Linked DNA regions of Homo sapiens: regions 1 and 2 are each linked to region 3. The links are chromatin contacts, found by Hi-C in ENCODE. All regions are on one chromosome and are shown on one strand. The core of a region is the stretch at or near the end of the contact, and the rest is flanking DNA. Distances in the headings are between cores, read along the strand shown. Region 1 holds the start of TMEM204 (transmembrane protein 204). Region 2 holds the start of CACNA1H (calcium voltage-gated channel subunit alpha1 H). Region 3 holds the start of NTHL1 (nth like DNA glycosylase 1).

The links. Hi-C counts contacts between places; a loop is a spot of excess contacts on that map. Pooled maps may share reads with other maps.
Region 1: a pooled map shows a loop between it and region 3 (3-fold over the local background). The contact joins the promoter of TMEM204 here to the promoter of NTHL1 in region 3. A Hi-C loop is called at or near these places in 2 of 168 maps with a recorded cell type or tissue (cardiac septum and heart right ventricle) and 4 of 50 pooled maps.
Region 2: a loop to region 3 is called in a map of vagina, with 5 times the contacts of the local background. The contact joins the promoter of CACNA1H here to the promoter of NTHL1 in region 3. A Hi-C loop is called at or near these places in 1 of 168 maps with a recorded cell type or tissue (vagina).

The regions. Positions count from the first base shown.
Region 1 is chr16:1,532,406-1,535,105 of GRCh38, reverse strand. TMEM204 (transmembrane protein 204) reads right to left here and starts at 1,440. Exons shown (of 3, transcript NM_024600.6): 1 at 551-1,440. The coding sequence starts at 830. The region is part of intron 19 of IFT140 (intraflagellar transport 140); the gene reads left to right. RefSeq lists enhancers at 707-1,410, 1,411-2,114.
Region 2 is chr16:1,151,734-1,154,433 of GRCh38, reverse strand. CACNA1H (calcium voltage-gated channel subunit alpha1 H) reads right to left here and starts at 1,328. Exons shown (of 35, transcript NM_021098.3): 1 at 964-1,328; 2 at 398-714. The coding sequence starts at 696. RefSeq lists enhancers at 1-474, 1,849-2,429.
Region 3 is chr16:2,046,419-2,049,118 of GRCh38, reverse strand. It overlaps NTHL1 (nth like DNA glycosylase 1), which reads left to right and starts at 1,285. Exons shown (of 6, transcript NM_002528.7): 1 at 1,285-1,410. The coding sequence starts at 1,296. It overlaps TSC2 (TSC complex subunit 2), which reads right to left and starts at 1,134. Exons shown (of 42, transcript NM_000548.5): 1 at 1,054-1,134; 2 at 366-532. The coding sequence starts at 503. RefSeq lists a silencer at 871-1,100 and enhancers at 1,191-1,280, 1,731-1,790, 1,382-1,881.

The DNA of each region.
Region 1 (2,700 bases), core at 191-2,690, 510 kb after region 3:
TTAAACTTCTTGTTTATTTTACTCATGAGTAAAGAAAGAGCATTTTCATTTTTTTTTTATGTTCAGAGACAGGGTCTCTCGCTATGTAGGCTAGGTTCGTCTTGAACTCTTGGCCTCAAGCAGTCCTCCCGCCTCAGCCTCCCAAAGCGCTAGGATTACAGACGTGAACCACTGCGCCCAGCCGTAATAATTATTTTCAACCAAGGAAAAATGCCTTTCCTTGATTTGATTAATGTACCCATCTCTTAACTATGTGTAACGGCAGAGAGGCCCCCCAAATGCCTGAGATGAATTCCTGTGTAAAAGAGCTGGAGGCAGATTCTGTGCTGAGCAGGAGGAGTGTGTGGGGCCACCACTCACCAGGGAGAGGGGGCCTTGGGGCCTGGTTCCCTGGGAGACACAGTGCCCCCTCCTGCCTGCCCAGAGGCCACGCTCAGGGCAGAGCAGGGGCCAGGCCTCCCCACCCGCTCACCAGGTCCGCGCCTAACATCTCCCATGTGCCCTCGAGCCTCGGCCACGCTGAAGGCATCAGGAAAACAATTGGACTTACGTTTGACGGTGCCTCGGGACTCCTGGAAGCCGGCTGCCTCGGAGCCCCAGCCCAGCGCCTCACAGTCATGTGCGTCCACCTGGCCGGCTCTGGCCCCAGGGCTCGGCCCTCCCCGGGTCCTGTCCACCAGCCAGCAGGACCTCCACAGCCCCACGCTGCGCCTGCGCCCATCCTCCAGCGTCTGGCACACCCAGTTGGAGGTGAAGGCCGCCACGTTGTTGAGGATGAGTGAGACCAGGGCCACCAGCACGGCCGCGGCCACGAGTCTCTGCACGGTCATCGCTGACGCCGGTGCCGCCGCTTATCCGGAGAAAGCCAAGTCCCAGTCCGCGGCCGCACGTCCAGGGAGAGCCGACGCTGCTAGGGGTGGCTAGAGGACATCACCACTCATCCTCGGGGCGGCGCGGGCGGAGGCCCATGGGATGGTCCAGGTGTGCCGCCTCTCGGCCCGGCCTTATCCTCCTTCCTGCACCTGGAGCAGGGCCAGGCCTGTGCTGAAGCTGCTCGCCTCGGGGCCCATCCCAGGGAGCAGAGGGTGGGCAGCAGCAAGAACCCAGGGCCAGGAGTGCGCCGTCTTCCCGGGAAGCGGAGGCCGGCCTGTGCCGCGCGTGCCTCTTCTCGCCTGCAGCAGTGGAAAACAGAGTCACTCGGGAGGCCGGCAGCAGTGGGAGTCGAGCCCGCGCCACACTCCTTAGCACCGGCCTGCTGTGAGTGCCAGGCTCCGGGCAGGGTGGCCGGTGTGGAGCGGGTTCACAGCTCCTCTGTGCTGCCTGGGCCCCTGTGTGGATGCCTCCAGGGCAGTTGGCCGGTCCTGGAAAGCAGAGTGGCTGCTGCAGGGACGCCCGTGTGCGCAGAGCTCGCCTTCCCTGGCTCTCAGCAGAGAGGAAATGGTTGTTTTTGAGACTGTTTTTGGTGAGCTGGAAGGCGTAGCCAACCGCAACAAATAGCGGCCCTGCCGCGGCAGCCAGACACCAACAGGATGTGCTTCCTGATGGGAAAGGCCAGGAGACTTCTGAGGCCCTGCTCCAGGCCCACCTCCTGCCGCCCCTCCCCATCTTCCTGTCCCAGAGGAGAGGCCAGGGATGCCGGGTGCGGGACAGATCCCTCGTCTCGCCTGTTGCTTTTAAGCCTGGTGGCCCCCGGGGCCTGGAGGCTGGTACTGAGCGACTATTGCCTGCCCTGGGGACTTCACACCCCCCAGCCATCCAGTTGCCCCCAGGACCATAGGTACCCCCAGGACCATAGGAACCACAAGCCTCCCCCCGCCCGTGTGTTCCAGGCCTGCCCCCGCCACGGGAATGCTGCCCTCAAAAGGGGGGCAGATATCACAGGATTGCTGGGAAGGGGAGAGACCCGTGTGCCTGGAGGGAGCAAGTTCACCCAGACCTGCAGGGCCAGGGACCTGTACTTGGAGGACCTCGGGGCCAGGGACCTGTACTTGGAGGGCCTTGGGGCCAGGGACCTGTACTTGGAGGACCTCGGGGCCAGGGACCTGTACTTGGAGGACCTCGAGGCCAGGTCATTCTTAGGTGGCAAGAAGGGTAAGATTCTGGATGTGCTGGGTGGGGCTCTCAGCGGGGCCTGGGACAGAGCGAATGTCACGTGGGGCCTGGGCCACCTCTGCTATTGATGGGAACGGTCACCCCCCACAGCTGGGGACAGGACTAGGCAGGTCACCTTGTGAGTGGTCAGGCTCTCGGGCAGAGCTTATGCTGCCAGGGAGCTCAGAAGCATCTTCGTCTATTCTGCTCAGAATTATTCTGCCCAGCTGGGCAGACACCACGAGAGGGTCTCCTACTCTGTCCCATCTCCAGAGACCCGAAACCCAGCATGGGATTCCCAGCCTACCCAGGCTCCAAAGCTTCGTGAATGCAGGTGTCCCACATCCGTGCAAACTGTTCATGGGCACACGCCCAAGACAGTGCTGGGACAGAGAGTCCTGTTCCCAGCCTGTGGTAACAGCAGAGCTTTGACCGTTTCCTGTCCTTGCACTGCCCGTGCTTGGGCCCTGGCTCAGGGCGGTCCCGAGAGCTGCCACTTCCTGGGACCAGTCTCCATTCACACGTTGGCATGTGGCTCTGTATATCCACAGGTGAAGCAAGGTTCCCCACACACGCCCTGTGTCTGTTCCAGAAAGGCAGCAGCTCCGT
Region 2 (2,700 bases), core at 79-2,578, 890 kb after region 3:
CTCGGGCAGGACCTTCAGACAGTGAGGGGTGGGCAAGGGGGAAATTCCCGTCCTGGCCAACACCCTTGGGGCCGCGAGGAGTTAGGACCTTCCCTCCCTCCCCGACTCCTCTCCCCTCCAAGCCCGCGGGGGCCTCACCGCTTCGCTTCCACCTTCTCCGTCCGGAGCCGGCCCTGGGGAAGGGAGTCCGGAGGCGCCCGGTGGCCCCCCAAGCCCGCCACTCTCAGAAATTAGAGCGCGGTCCTCCAGCCCCTGCCCTGCACCCCCGCGCGCCCGGCCCACGCCAGGTCCCACCAACAGGGGCGCGCGGGGGCGCATGCCGAGGGAGTCCCGCGCCCCGGGCCCCCACCCTCCCCACGCCCCCCGCCCCCCGCCCCCCGCCGGCCGGGAAGGATATGGGTTGCAGACCAGCCGGAGGCACCAGCTGCGCGGCCGCGTGGTCTGACCGAGGCAGAAGAAGACCGTGGCCGCCAAGGCCGGGTACGGGACGCGCTGCTCCTCGTCGGCACCCAGCTCCGCGCCGCGCTCGGCCGCCGGGCTCTCGGAGGGTGACACGCCGAGCTCGGACCCCCGCTCCGCCTCGCGTCCCGGCGCCCCGGGGCTCTCCGGGGACGCCCCCACCAACGCCGCAGGGCCAGGGGGCGGCGCGCCCAGGGGCACCCGGACCTCGTCGGCGGCCCGTGCGCCCTCGGTCATGGTGGCGGCCGGCAGCACCTGCAGAGGACAGGGGGTGACCCGGGGCCGGTGGCGACGCCCCCGCCCTGCCTCCCGCGGCGCGGAGCTGCGGGAACAGCCGCGGCCGCCGGGATGTCTTTGTCTTTTCTTATTAGAGACAAACGCGCCCCCCGCCCCCGCCCGCCCCCTCCCTCCCTCCAGCGGCCCCACCCCCACCCCGAGGGGCTCCCCGGCCCGCTTCGCGCAAGTTGAAGAGGGTCCCGGGCGCGCGTCCTCGCCGCGTCTCACCTCGCTCTGCTGGCCGGCGGCGTCCCCGCGGGCATCGCCCGGGCGGCGCGGTCACCGCGGACCCCGCTCGGCGCCCGGCCCCGGCCCCGGCCCCCAGCGCCTCCGCCCCCGGCCCCGGCCCCGGCCCCCAGCGCCTCCGCCCCCGGCCCGCGTCCCCAGCCCGCCCGGCTCCCGGCCGCGGCTCGACTCCGGCTCCGGCTCGCCCGGCGGAGGCGACGGCGGCGGCCTCGGCGCGGCGTGGAGGCCGCTGAGCGGACGGGTGAGGCCGGGGCGCGGGGCGCGGGGCGCGGGGCGCGGGCCGGGGACCGGTGAGGCAGCGAGCGAGCCTCGAGCCCGTCCGCGCGCGGCGCAGGAAACTTCGGGCTGAGCGGCGGGGGGCGGGGCGGGGCGGGGCCGGCGCGACCGGGGCGGGGCCAGCGTGGCCGGGGCGGGGCCGGGGGCGGGGCGGGCGGGGGGGTACTGGGGAGGATCCGCCCCCGGCCCGAGACGCGCGCGCCCGAGCGACCCCTCCCTGTCGCCGCCCGGCGCCCCGCCCCCCCCCGGGTGCGGGAAGTTGGACCCCGCCCGCGCCCCCTCCACGCCCCCGCACTGGGCTCCCCGCTTTTCGTGCTCCCCAACAATGCCGGGCGTGGGGTGCACCAGGGGGCGCTCGCGGGAGGCTCCGGCGGGGTGGGAGGGGGAGCACCTACGTCCTTCCCTGCCCCCAACTGCGGGGGCGGCCGAGCCGCCGATGCCGCGCCCCTCCCCCTCCCGCTCCGGCTCCCCCTCCCCCTTCGCGCTGCCGCGCGCGCCGCCGCCGCCCCCACCCCCACCCCCACTACGACGCGGGCCCGGGTCGGCGGAGGGGCGGGGACCGGGCGGGCGTGGAAGGCGAGAGGCTGCGTGCCCCTTCCCCGCCGCGTGTGTGTCCCGGGTGTGCCCGCGCGCGCGTGTGTGATGGGGCGCGGGGGCGGGCGGGGGTGTGCTTTACGGCTGGGCGCTCCTGCACTCGCATCTCTCCCCGACACGCACGGGCAGTTTCCGCGAACTTGTCCTCGTCTCCGGTCCCCTCCCGCGTGGGGATCTGGGGGACCCTGGGGACGGCAGCCTGGTGCTCCTGCATCCTCCAACCCCGCTGCCTCAGCGAGACTCACCCAGGGGCCCCCGAGGAGAAGTGCAGGCCCCTTCCCCCTGCCAGCAGCTGCTCCTTCAGCCAGGCCAGCAGAAGGGCCTTCCCCTGGACCCTCAGAGCAAGTGGTTTGGTCGGGAAGGGGTGGACCCTTCAGACATTGGGGATGGCCAGGCCCTTGTCCCAGGGAGGGCTGGCCGCACCTCGAGGTGCCAGCAGGTGGGGGCAGGTGCCCAGGCTCCTGACTCCCCCCAGGGCACCCCTCCAGGCTGGAAGGGTGGTTTTGCTTCTGGGACCACTGCTTTGTGCACCAGGGAGCTTGAGCTCCCAGGTGTGCACCTCAGCACGCCCGCCAACAAGGGGCCCCTGGTAGTGGGAGAGACCCCTTCTCCCTCCAGACAAAGAGGCCCTGCTCCAGGGCGCACCCTGAGACCCCAGACCCGGAGAGGCTGTGGGGCGGCTGTGGCTTCCCACCTGCGGGTGAGCAGCAGAGAAGCAGGACCTCCCCCGGGTGGGCCACATCGTGCAGGGTGAAGAAGAGGCCCTGCCCAGCTGGGGCCCGGAAGGACACACAGCACCTGGGGTGGGCCGAGGAACTGGAAGGCAGGAGTGTGGGGGCCTGGCTGGGG
Region 3 (2,700 bases), core at 36-2,535:
GCAAGACTCAGTCTCAAAAAAAAAATAAAATAAAGAACCTACTTCTCCCAGGAACTCACATCTTATCATGTAACACCTGGACATATCCTTACCTGTGAAGATGATGATACTCAGGCCTCATCTATAAGATGGGCTTTCTTTCATCAACATCTGAATAGTAACTCAAGTGTGCCTGAACCAGGTCACCAAGATCCTGACTTTCGAAGTCTCCTGAGGAAGGACATGTCGGCCTCCAAGTACTGGAGACAGCATTCCTGTGTAGACAGTTGCCAGCAACCCGTCTCCCACAGAACCTGGTGCAAGACCAAACCCAGCCTTCTCTGCATTTCCCTCTAGCCTAGCAAAGACACAGGTAGCTCACTCACTCTCAGTATTTCCGCGGTGATGATAAACTCCGTCTGTTTACCCTCTGCAGACCTGGGATTTGGCCTCGGTGTTCCCAGTCCCAACAGAATCTTAAACTTCTCCTTCAAGCCTGAATCTTTGCTTGTTGGTTTGGCCATGGTGGACCAGGACGCACCAGAAAACCCCTCTGTGCAAACGAAACAGGAATGGGGACATCTGAGCAACACCTCTGCCCACCTTCCCCACTGCGGACCTCCAGCCGTCAGGACCCTGGGTCTCTGGTGGGCATAACCTTTCCTCCCACACTCCCTGGGAGAACTCAACTACAGCCCAGCTGACCAGCTCGCAAACAGGCACCTAGGAAAGCCCGGGAGACACCAGGCCTGGTCTAGAGAGCTCTCTACTCAGACGCTGCCGCCCGCCCCGCCCGACTCAGTGCACGGGTTAGGACTGCCGCCGCGAAGTCCTGGGAGCCCCGACGTTTGCCGTCTCTCCTCTACCCATGTGAAGCAGGAGCTGTCACGGAGCCGCCTGCAGCAGAGACCCGTTCGCACCCGCCATGACTTAAAACTAAGGGATGCTCGGAGCTCCGGAGTCGGGTTGCAGTGGGCGCGGGTGAGGGCCCGGGACCCGGACACTGCGGGGTCCGCCTCTCTAGGCCGCTGCCCCGTGGGGACCGCCACTTGCCCCGTGGGGACCGCCACTTACCCCGCGCCGCGCCACCGCGCTCCGGGCCGCCCCGACGCGGAGAAAGGCGCACCCCCCTGGCCCCGGGACGCCGCCGGAAGCGCGACCCGCACTTCCGGTAGCGGCATTGCGCGGAGGGCCGCCTTGGGAGCTTGCTGGGAGTTGTAGTTCTGTGCCGCCCTCTGGCGGAAAGGCCGGCGATCCTTGCATCACGTGACGGGGCCGCATGGGCCGCCGGGATGTGTAGTCCGCAGGAGTCCGGCATGACCGCCTTGAGCGCGAGGATGCTGACCCGGAGCCGGAGCCTGGGACCCGGGGCTGGGCCGCGGGGGTGTAGGGAGGAGCCCGGGCCTCTCCGGAGAAGAGAGGCTGCAGCAGGTAGCGCCGCGCCGTGGCTGGAGCGTGGGAGGAGGCGGGATAGGGGCTGCAGGCTGGAGTCCCGGGCCGCCTCCTGCGGCTCCCAGCTGCGCGGGCAGGGGCTGCAAACCCGGCAGCCGCGAACGGTTCCCACGTGCGGCCCTGCGTTCCCACCTTGCGCCTTTTTCCCAAAGATTGCGGTCCGCAGGGGCTGGGTTTCGGGCGCTCCGCTCCGCTGCCCCCTTTCGCCCCAAGCAAGAAAACGCTTCCTTTCCCACCACTCTGTCCGGGACTCTCCACTCCAGGCTCTGTGGGTCCCATCCCCGCCCTCCTGCAGTGAACTTGCTGTCCTCGGAGAGGCTGGGTGCCAAGGACACACGCAGCCAGAAGCCTGCTCCCCCAGCTCGGGGGAGGGTGCCTCTGAGGGAAAACAGGAAAGGGCATGGCACTTATTATATTTATCCTGCAGCCGTTGAGGACCTGCTGGGGGCCAAGCACTGCAGTGAGCAGTGAGGGACACGGACAGGGCCTCTGCGCTAGTCCCGCTGGGACTTCTGCAGAATTGGCCAGAGCTGGATTCCCATAGGCACCCAGGGACCCCAGGGGTAGTCCAGACTATGTCAGGAGGAACTGGTGCAGCTGGGAGCAGGCAGGTGGTGATGCCAGCCAGGGTGGCAGGAGCTTTGATGCCAGGATAGAGTTTGGAGTTTATTATGACAGTAAACGGAAGTCAATTAGGAGGTTTTGTTGTTTGTTTTGAGATCGGGTCTTGCTCTGTCACCCAGGCTGTAGTGGAGTGTTGTGATCTCAGCTCACTGCAACCTCCGCCCCCCAGGTTCAAGCAGTTCTCCTGCCTCAGCCTCCCAAGTAGCTGAGACTATAGGCCCCTGCCACCACACCCGGCTAACTTTTGTATTTTTAGTAGAGATGGGGTTTTGCCATATTGGCCAGGCTGGTCTTGAACTCCTGACCTCAAGTGATCCACCCACCTCGGCCTCCCAAAGTGCTGGGATTACAGGCTTGATCCACCGCGCCCGGCCGGCCAGGATTTTTTAAAAGGGAGTGACACAACCTGATGTGGGTGTTAGCAGACTGTCTCTGGTGCAGTATAGAAGATGTATTGGGGGCACCTTGGTACAGGCTGTTGCTAGAGTCCTCATGAGCTAACATGGACCTTGTCAGGGTCGCTGGCATAAGGAGGGCCCACATACCCCAGACTGCAGAGGGCAGAGCACCCCAAGTGTATTAGATGATGGACAGTTGTGGCATGAACGAGTGAGGGGTGAGCTAGCAGGCGGGATGGCACCCCTA